Regions from separate parts of the Homo sapiens genome. Here regions 1 and 2 are each linked to region 3. The links are chromatin loops, found by intact Hi-C in ENCODE. Cell type or tissue: PC-9. All regions are shown on one strand. Each heading gives the region's core, and the rest is flanking DNA. Links, peaks and the distances in the headings are about the cores only.

Region 1 (3,060 bases), core at 153-2,652, 180 kb after region 3:
TGAGAACTGGTAGGACTGGTAAGAACAGAGCATCAGGTGGGTGGGCAGCATAAGATGTGTGTGCTAGAAAGAGGAGAGGGGAGGATATGCATGTCAGCAACGACTATTTGCCACATTCTCTGAGGCTGGCAGCAGCTCTGGAGCAAGACATTCTGAGTTACTGGGGCAACAAAAACTGGGTTGGTAAAGCAAAGCCACAAGTAGTTCTTAAATTTCATTTAAGCCTCAGAATCAAGCCTCTTATTAAACTGCTAAACTGGGTCAGTTTACAAATAACATTGGACTGGTCTCAACCACCTCATTAATTCTCTTCTAGTTTATGTCACAGAAACTAGTCTATGCCTTCTCACCTGTCTGTAGGATGATCCCCTGGTTAACTGAATATAGTCTATGTGTTTTTCTCTAGAAGATATATGTCCTGAGGTGAAATCCCAAATCATAAGACACCCATAATTTACCATTATAAGAAAACAAAGAGCTCAATTACAATGACAATAATAATAGTTAACATTCATGGAGTGCTTATGGCTAACTACTGTGCTGAGTGTTTGTACACATTGCATAATTCAATACGGAAAACATCCACTTTGAAATATAGACTAGTAGTTATTATCCTTATTATAAAGTTGAGGAACCTGAGTGATAAAGAAGTTAAGGAGCTTGCCCATGGTCACATCGCTAGTAATGGCAGTAACCAAGATGTTTGGCTCCCATAAGGAAAACCTAACCAAACCTAAGGAAATCGTAACCCTTAATATACTCAAGGAGCAGGCTAGATCCACTTATTTATTGTAGCTTCTTTTTCTTCTCTTTATCCATGAATATAAACTATTTCTGAACATCACCCTGGAAAGATAGCTTTGAGTTGCATGCCTCCTGTGCATATGGTATACACATTAAACTGTATATACCTAGTAACAGAATAACATGAAAGACTGGACCCAGCAGCCTGCTTGGCATACTGCAGTCTTTGAGCCCCCTTGCGGGACCCCCAAAGCAGATTTAGTGCTTCTGGGAAAGAACTGTCCCCTCTCAATCACAGAGTTCAGTTGAAACACTGTGAGTATGTAATCCGTGACACATAGTGAGGGAGGAAACCAGTATTTATCTATGGGGTTCAGCCCCCAGTGATAAGGGACAATATGAATGGGACTTTTTCTTTCCTCATGGTTGGCAGAGGCCCAGTCAAGCTGCCATCAGCTCCTCCAACGGCCAGAGGCTTAAAGGAACTTCTGAGTCTAAAAAAAAAACAGCAAAGCAAAGGAAAAAAAAAAAAAGAAAAAGCTAGGTCACCCAACAGGTAGAGCAGGGCAGGTGACAGGTGACAGGCTACACGCCCTGCTGCTGGGACTGTGTTCACAGCCTGGCTCTAGCAGTCCTTTTGCTAGGGCTGTGAATTTTTCTCTGACAGCTTAATACTTTTGGGTGGGACAAAAAAGTGTTAATGTAGTGTAATTTTCAATCCATTTAAAGGGGCTTAATTCAGAATGCTCCCTCCCATTCTTTTGGCTAGGACGCCTGTGGGTCAGCATTTGAGATACAGTTAGATTTGATCCAGCTGAGCAGGGAGTACCTTGCAGCCAGCTAGTGATCTGGAAAATGTTTATGACACCTTGTCAAGTGAAAACAACAGCATATAAAACAGCAGTACACTTGAAATATGCACAGAAAAATATTAGAAGGATAGATACCGCCAAGTTAACAGTGGTTACCTCTAGATGGTGGAATATGGGGGGTTTCTCTTTCATTTTATTCTTCATTCAGATATCATTTGAGTGGTTTCCATGACTGAGGCATAACAGATTCTTACAAGTATTTTCTTTTGTGTTTTAAAACACTTATGCTATACGAACATCTGTTTCTTTTGTAATAAGAAAAGAGCTATTTTTCAAAGACTACCTCATATCTCTAACAAAAATTTTTACCTCTTTAGAAGACAACCCAGTGCACAAAAATCCTCAACTTAAAAACAAGTAAACTATGATGTGACCATTCATTTTACAAATAGATTCGCCACGTGGTTATTTTTAATAGAGTGCTCCCTTGCCCTCCATATCTGATTCAGTTTTCAATAATTTGCCTCCATAACAAGGGAAATGTAAATTCAAACTTTGTAAATTAGGATAAAATTATTTACACACCCTTTGGTTTAGCTTTTTAATCCAGGTTGGAACCAATAAATGAGAAAAGTAAACTATGGTGATGGAACGCCCTTGCCCACAAAATAGGGATATGCGTGTAGCAGAGACGGCCTCTTGCCCATTGACATCTCTATCAGGCCTGGTGAGCTGGATCTGCTGCAGGGATTCTGCTGCTCCTGCCTCTAACCTCACCCCTTCTCCCTCTCCAACAAGCCTTGCTGCTTTCTGTCATTCATAAGTGCCTTGGCTGTGATGGGGACCAGTGGATGGTGAGGCATGTGAGAAAAGGGGAATGATGCTCTGCAGCCGGGTGCATGGCCTAGTGTTAGTGCTCAAAGAACAGAATGAAAGAGGTTTCATTATTTTCAGAGTTAGCCATAGAACTTGAGTATCTATCAGAAGGAGTTTTATGTGCTCCAAGAGGCTGAGGGAGCCTTGGGTAGAGTGAGGGATGTAGTTGGTGCTGAGACCCCACACTGCTCCTGTGGGGATTGAAACTGTAAGGGGTTGAGGGACAGAAACAAGGATCCGCCTATAATCGGAAACAGTAGAGAAGGTGAGTTGGGCCAGGACTAGTGTGGCTTTTTATGCCCACTTGAATCCACTCTATTCAGTTCCTATCATGTGCCAGGCTATGCACTAGCATGGAAAATACAAGTGTTGTGACTCAATTGGCTTCCAAGGCAAGGCAAAGTAAGGGTTGCATAGGTCACAAATCCCATAATATTGGAAGAAGTTAGCCGTGGGTTGTGGGAGAAGTGTCTACAGAAAGTCTGAGCATACAGAGGAGACTTACAGGAGGAAAATATTTCCTGGAGTGGGTGGCATTCAAGAGGATCAAGGACTGTGAGAGGCAGGAAAGGGGAGGGGGATATCAGTGGATGTATTAGCTTAAAAGTGTGGAGCTGGGAGACATTAC
Region 2 (3,060 bases), core at 153-2,652, 210 kb after region 3:
TTTTACGAAAGGATTCCCTTGCATAAAGTTAAGTTTGAAAACCACTGATCTATTCATCCCCCTCCAAATAAGCCTCTAAGAACTGTTGATAGATTCATAATACATGTTTAACAAATTTCAGCCATCATTATTTCCTACAGATAGAGAAATTGAGGCCTAGGTTGACTAAATGACTTGCCCAACACATCCAGATATTTAGCAGCAAAGCCAGAATTTTACCTGTGTCTTAACTCCTAGATCATTTTTCCTTTCACTCTATTGCAACCTCCAGATTCCATCCCCAACAAAACAGCTATGATATTAAGTCTTCCAGGCATAGGCTGTATTTACTGTCCCTTTGATCTATCCTTTTCTTAGTCCTGGGAGCCAAGAGGGGAAAAGAGAAAGAGAGAGAGAGAGAGAAAGAGAGAGAGAGAGAGAGAGAGAGAGATCTCACCAGAGGACTCACCAAGATGTTCTTATTTTGACATCTTTAACGTTGAAAAGGGACAAAAAAGTGACAATCCTGCTTTTAAATGTTTATCCCATTTTCCTTATAAAAACACTTATATGTGGCAGACCATGTATCCTAAATTTTGATCAGAAATGTGATCTTTCTTTCAGTGGTCCCAAAGATAACCAATTGTTTAGAGCCTAGAGGAAAGGGAAGAACCCACATCTACCATGAATGAATAAATGGTGAGTTCTGACCATCATCCTCCAACTCTTTTTTTTTTTTCCCAACTCTACAAACTGTGGCACTACACACAAATTTAAGGTATCCACAAACCCCACTTTTGAAAACTTTTGTCACTTATGCAGCCTGTTCTGAAGATACTTTCAAACCATTCCTTCTCCCTCCTTCTCCCATTCTCTATACATCGACATACCCTTGTCTATGCCTGTCTTTCTAGTCTTTGAACACCTCCAAATTCAGGCTTAGAGCAACAAATGAGTAAATGAGGAAAAAATTAAAGCCGTAAACCTCTTTACAAAGGCTTATATATATGATTAGAATATTATTGTAATATCTACATGGCAAATAATAGGAACTCAATAAATACTTGAATTAATAAATTTGTTTTACATATTTTTACTGAATATTTCTTATTTTCTGCCTACATGTTAAAGTGATTGTTGAAAAGTACACAGATTGATAAAATGAATAACTCAGTAAGCAAAGCTGCCTTTATAGGGAGGTTCGGCCCATGCCCCGCAACACTAGGCTACTTACTGGTGGATTTTAGTGATGGTGATGAGTGAGTTACCTGAATTCAGCCATCTTTAACCTACTCCCCCTTGTGGTTAGTGTGAGACATTTTAAGGTGTCTGGTGTGGCTTTCACTCCTTTAACACTATGTTCTGACCTAGAGATAAAATAATTCACGGACAAAACCAAACTCAAAACCAAAACATTTTAAGAGCGGACTAGTCTAATGTGAATGCGGAAAGACCTAGAGAGCCAGGCCCTTTTCTCTTGATCTCTTTCTTTCCTAAGCAGCTCCTTCACCTTCATCAAGACTCAGCTCAGGACAAACCCCTTCCAGAAAGTTTGTTCTGGTTTCTTGCTCTGTGAGTTTGGGGCCTCACCTTGTGACTGCCTTTATCAAAGAGCCTATCACTCTGTGTCTCTGCTCACTAGGTAGGTATCCCCAGTGGACTGTAAACAACCGGAGGTGGGGGCAGGAACTGTGTCTTGCATTTCTTTATTCCAAAATGTCTTCTTTTGCCAGCTATAGAGTAGATGTTCAGTAAATGTTTGTTGAAATAAATAAGTGGTTCTTGCCACTAAAAACTTTAGACAATTGGCATAATATCTCAGGTTGCAGTTTTCTCATTTATAATCTTAGAGATTTAGGACTTTAAGTCCCTAAAGAGTCTGTGTGTCTGGAATTACATTTATTATCAAAATATTCTGTAAGAATTGGTCCCCTTTTGACTTTCAAGTTCTTTTATTTGGGGTCTTTTGAATATCTTTTTGGCTCTATAGAATTGTATGTCATGGTATGTTAATATTGGAGGTGGGAATGGAAAATAGCCCAGCAGTTACTAGCAAAGATGGCATTGAAGAGATTTCTTCATAAGTAATTGTCTGAATGATTATTTTCCAAAGAAAATCATACATTCCATATAGACCTCAAATAAGTTTTTACTTACATTTTTTATTCCATTTGAAGACATACCAGCTTGTGGAGAGGTCTAGAAGTATTTCTCCTCTTGGCTTGGAATTCCCAACATATCAAGTTTTAATAATATTTGACTCAGGACCACAAAGCATTATTTAGCAAATATACAGTTTGTGTTGAAGACATTTGAGGAAACCAGACCACAGGAAGAAAAATACTGCATGATCTCACTTATATACGAAATCTTTTCAAACACTGAATAAATAGAAATGGAGAGTATAATGGCGATTGGGGTGGGAGGATGGGGGAAATGGGCAGATGTAGGTTAAAGGGGACAAAGTTGCAGTTATATAGGATGAATTGGTGTAGAGATCTAATGAATAACGTGAGGAAGACAGCTAAAAATATTACAAACTGGAAATTTGCTAAGAGAGATTTTTAGGTGCTTTTACCACACACACAAAAGTAAGTATGTGAGAGGATAGATATGTTAGTTTACTTGACTATAGTAATCACTTTATTGTATGTGTGTATATCAAAACATTGTGCTGTACATCTTAAATATATACAATAAAGAAAGTGTTCAAGCTGCCCAAGATCTAGAAGACATCAGAGAGGATTGTATACAAGTCTGGCAGTGAGGCCAAGTGAGAATTCGTTGTCTCATCCCATGTCTCTCTTTTGTTTTTGTGAGAATTTGGGTCCATCTGAGGCAGAGAGTGGTGTGCTCTAAGGATACTGAAAGCTGGAACTTTTGTTCTCCTAAAATAGGAAGCACTCAGAAGTGGGAATGTTTTCAGGAGACAGTCCTTTCAGAAATGAGGTAAAAATTTTTCAAATTAAAAAAAAATTTTGGAGGCCATGGAAAGAAACTGATATTTTTAATGAACCAAGTTAGGACAGGAGGACTCTTCAACTGGTCAGAAAATAGAATTTTAAGTAAAGGGAAGAAAAA
Region 3 (3,060 bases), core at 246-2,745:
ATGGCCCCAAACATCGTGCTGAAGTGCTGTCTAGTGTTCCTAAGCAGAAGGGTGCAATGTGTCTTACAGATAAAACATGTTAGATAAGCTTCATTCAGGTATGAGCTGGCCATGATTTCATTGTTAATGAATCAACAATATATACTAGGCTGGGCGCAGTGGCTCATGCCTGTAATCCCAGCACTTTGGGAGGCTGAGGCCGGTGGATCACTTGAGGTCAGGAGTTTGAGACTAGCCTGGTCAACATGCTGAAACTCCATCTCTACTAAAAATAAAAATTAGCCAGGCGTGGTGGCATATGCCTGTGGTGCCAGCTACTTGGGAGGCTGAGACACGAAAATTGCTTGAACCTGGGAGGCGAAGGTTGCTATGAGCTGCCATTGTGCCACTGCACTTCAGCCTGGGCAACAGAGCCAAACTCCATCTAAAATATATATATATATATATTTCATTTTATATATATATTTCATTATATGTATATGTGTGTGTGTATATATATACACACATATGTATATATATATACACATATGTATATATACACATATACATATAATGAAATTCTTTAATGGCAACACACCTAAAACAAGGTTGTGTATTGACCAGTTGATGAAAATGTGACCAGAGGTTCGCAAGATCCTAACCGTATATTTCCCCTAAAAGCAGTGGTTCAATATTTGCAACTTCATGGAACACGAACTACCAAAAATAACAATAACTGTAACTGAAATTAATTGTTTAATAATTGCAGTGTGAAGACACATTATAAGATTCTATGAGAAGGTTCTATAGAAGCATCATAAACATCTATATTTAATATATTCATTCAACATATTTGCAGAGTGAAAAAATACTGCATATCAGAAAAAATAATAGATGAGGGGAGAAATTAACATTGGAGTCTCATTATGCAGTATATAGCTCAAAGTGTGATGGGCTTTCATGAGTTCTGCTGGGTATTGTTTATTTGTTCATTTTTTTGTGTTTTTAACAAAATAAGATTGCTACAATAGTAGGACTTTCAAGGCTGTGAGTTTTTCAGTTCCAAATTTGGAATCTACACTAAAAACTGTGAATGCATCTGGAGTGGGGGGAGCCAGGGGACTGGAGGGCGGCAGCTTTTTGCTGTGGTGGATGAAGATAGGAGGTTAGGGAAAATACCAGCCCCTGGTAGAAAGTAAACCCAGAAAGAAATTTGAAAATTAAGAAGTTTCTCTATTCTTGGCTCCTACAAGGAAGCAAAACAAAGAAAGAAAGGCGTAGATCAGTTTTTAAAGTTTTTGTGATAATTACCTTTTTTCCAGTTTGAAAACATTTTCTAATTAAATAATTTGATCTCATATACATAAGGGAGGCACTGAAGTGATTATTTTTCCAGTTCCATTAAGGGCTTGTGTTCTGACTTACAACCACCAGGTGGAGACAAAACAAAACTAAAGTATTTCCCATATTTTGAGCTTTATATTGAATTTGAGCAATTCTTTAAATCAGGAGTATGGAGAATTTTTTTTTTCTTTTCTCTTGTGAATAAGCCACTCACAGGGCCAAAAACTTCATAGATCAAAGATCACATACAAATTCAAAACAAGCACAATTTTTGAAGAGAGCCATAATGTGTTCAAATCAATATCTGTTAAAATTAAAACTGGGAAACATGTATATTTTAAATAAGTTTTTAAAAAGTAAATATATTTTCATCCTGCAGGAGCCAGATTAAAAAAAATAAAATTTTCAGGTGACACTATGGCCAGTTAGAGAATGTGAAAGATGAAGTAGAGAAAAATAGGAAAAAACAAAACAACAAGGAGAAGAAAGAAAGAGGAAGAACAAAGCAGACACAGACACAGACAGGCATACACAGAGTGAAACACTGAGTGGCTGAAGCTGGCCTAGAGTGTGAGATTGACACACAGAGACAGCCAAGGTCCATGCCTGTTATGGGGCCAGCATGGTTTTGATCCTTCTTCTCCAAGTGTACTGAGGGTATCCGGGTCAGCAGTCCCACAGAGCTCTTTAAAAGGCTGATTAACCTCCAACCATCCCCTTTCTGAACTGCGAATTGGTTCTGCTTTTATTTTCAAACTTCAAAGTTTAATTTCAAAATGAAGATTTCTCTTTCCATCAAAATTGAAAGATTTTTCCCACTCCATGTAAAGGGGGTAGGAAAACCCCTTTAAAAACTCGAGTTTCTAAAAGTTCCCTCTTTGTAACTTTAGAAATTTGGGGGTGATATAGTTAATATTCACAGGTGGTCAGGTAGCCTTATTCCTGTTATTTTTTATTTGGGGGTTTCTCATTTCATAGTAGTTGGAAGTTATAATTCTAGTGGCCATATAATTGTTCTGAACCTTATTGACAATCAAACCTACTGTGTGCACGTGTGCGTGTGCTAGCAGTCACATGCCCGTGTGCCTATTTAGAGCCCTGTGAAGATGTTCTACCAGAGGAACAAAGACAGAATTTCCTCTCTGGGAAGATGGGGTAACAGCAGACCCTTCTGTCTGCCTATTGAAGGATCCAAAAGTTTCAGTCACCATAGCTCATCACAAAGAGGAGGAAATGGCCCTCACTCTGCAGTTCACTTCTCATTATTTACAAGGAACTGGATGCAATGAAGTTAGGAGCAAGGTCCTAGTAATGAGCTGAACTTCTCCATGAGTCTCATTGTTCAGATGAAATGTGGGGCACAGTTTGTCATTGTAACTAGAAAGTAATGGGGGCGGGGTATTGGAACGAGCCTGTTTTAGAAAAACTCATCTCATAGGCATTGTGAATCATTACAATTTATCACATTTGAGACTTTGGTAAAAGTATATGAAAGTTGGTAGCCTTTTGATAAAAATGTCACATTTCTTCCTATAACACTTGGGGAATTTTAAAAAATTGGAGCAAAGGCTGGGCGCGGTGGCTCATGCCTGTAATCCCAGCACTTTGGGAGGCCGAGGCAGGCGGATCATGAGGTCAGGAGATTGAGACCATCTTGGCCAACATGGTGTAACCCCATCTCTACTAAAATACAAAAAAATTAGCTGGGTGTGGTGGTGTGTGCCTGTAGTCCCAGCT

What was found. Hi-C counts contacts between places; a loop is a spot of excess contacts. Peaks named below come from ENCODE experiments on the same cell type or tissue, not always from the same donor. Only the 100,000 strongest peaks of a DNase experiment are listed, where the experiment ranks them.
Region 1: it touches region 3 in a loop (5-fold over the local background); 9 of 110 quality-filtered maps call a loop at or near these places.
Region 2: it touches region 3 in a loop (7-fold over the local background); 78 of 110 quality-filtered maps call a loop at or near these places.

What each region holds. Positions count from the first base shown.
Region 1 is chr3:150,312,973-150,316,032 of GRCh38, reverse strand. All of the region lies in intron 1 of LINC01214 (long intergenic non-protein coding RNA 1214), which reads left to right. All of the region lies in intron 1 of LOC107986141 (a long non-coding RNA gene), which reads right to left. Among named protein-coding and RNA genes, the nearest start is that of LINC01214, 9.2 kb to the left of the region's middle. In PC-9, for the core only: no CTCF peak of the experiment used is centred there; a DNase peak (open chromatin) is centred at 1,232; H3K27ac peaks cover 1,017 bases.
Region 2 is chr3:150,284,962-150,288,021 of GRCh38, reverse strand. The region is part of intron 2 of LINC01214 (long intergenic non-protein coding RNA 1214); the gene reads left to right. Among named protein-coding and RNA genes, the nearest start is that of LINC01214, 37 kb to the left of the region's middle. In PC-9, for the core only: CTCF peaks have their summits at 1,082 and 1,283 (motif pointing left); no DNase peak of the experiment used is centred there; H3K27ac peaks cover 524 bases.
Region 3 is chr3:150,494,119-150,497,178 of GRCh38, reverse strand. No RefSeq gene overlaps it. Among named protein-coding and RNA genes, the nearest start is that of SERP1, 51 kb to the left of the region's middle. In PC-9, for the core only: CTCF peaks have their summits at 1,199 and 1,401 (motif pointing right); no DNase peak of the experiment used is centred there.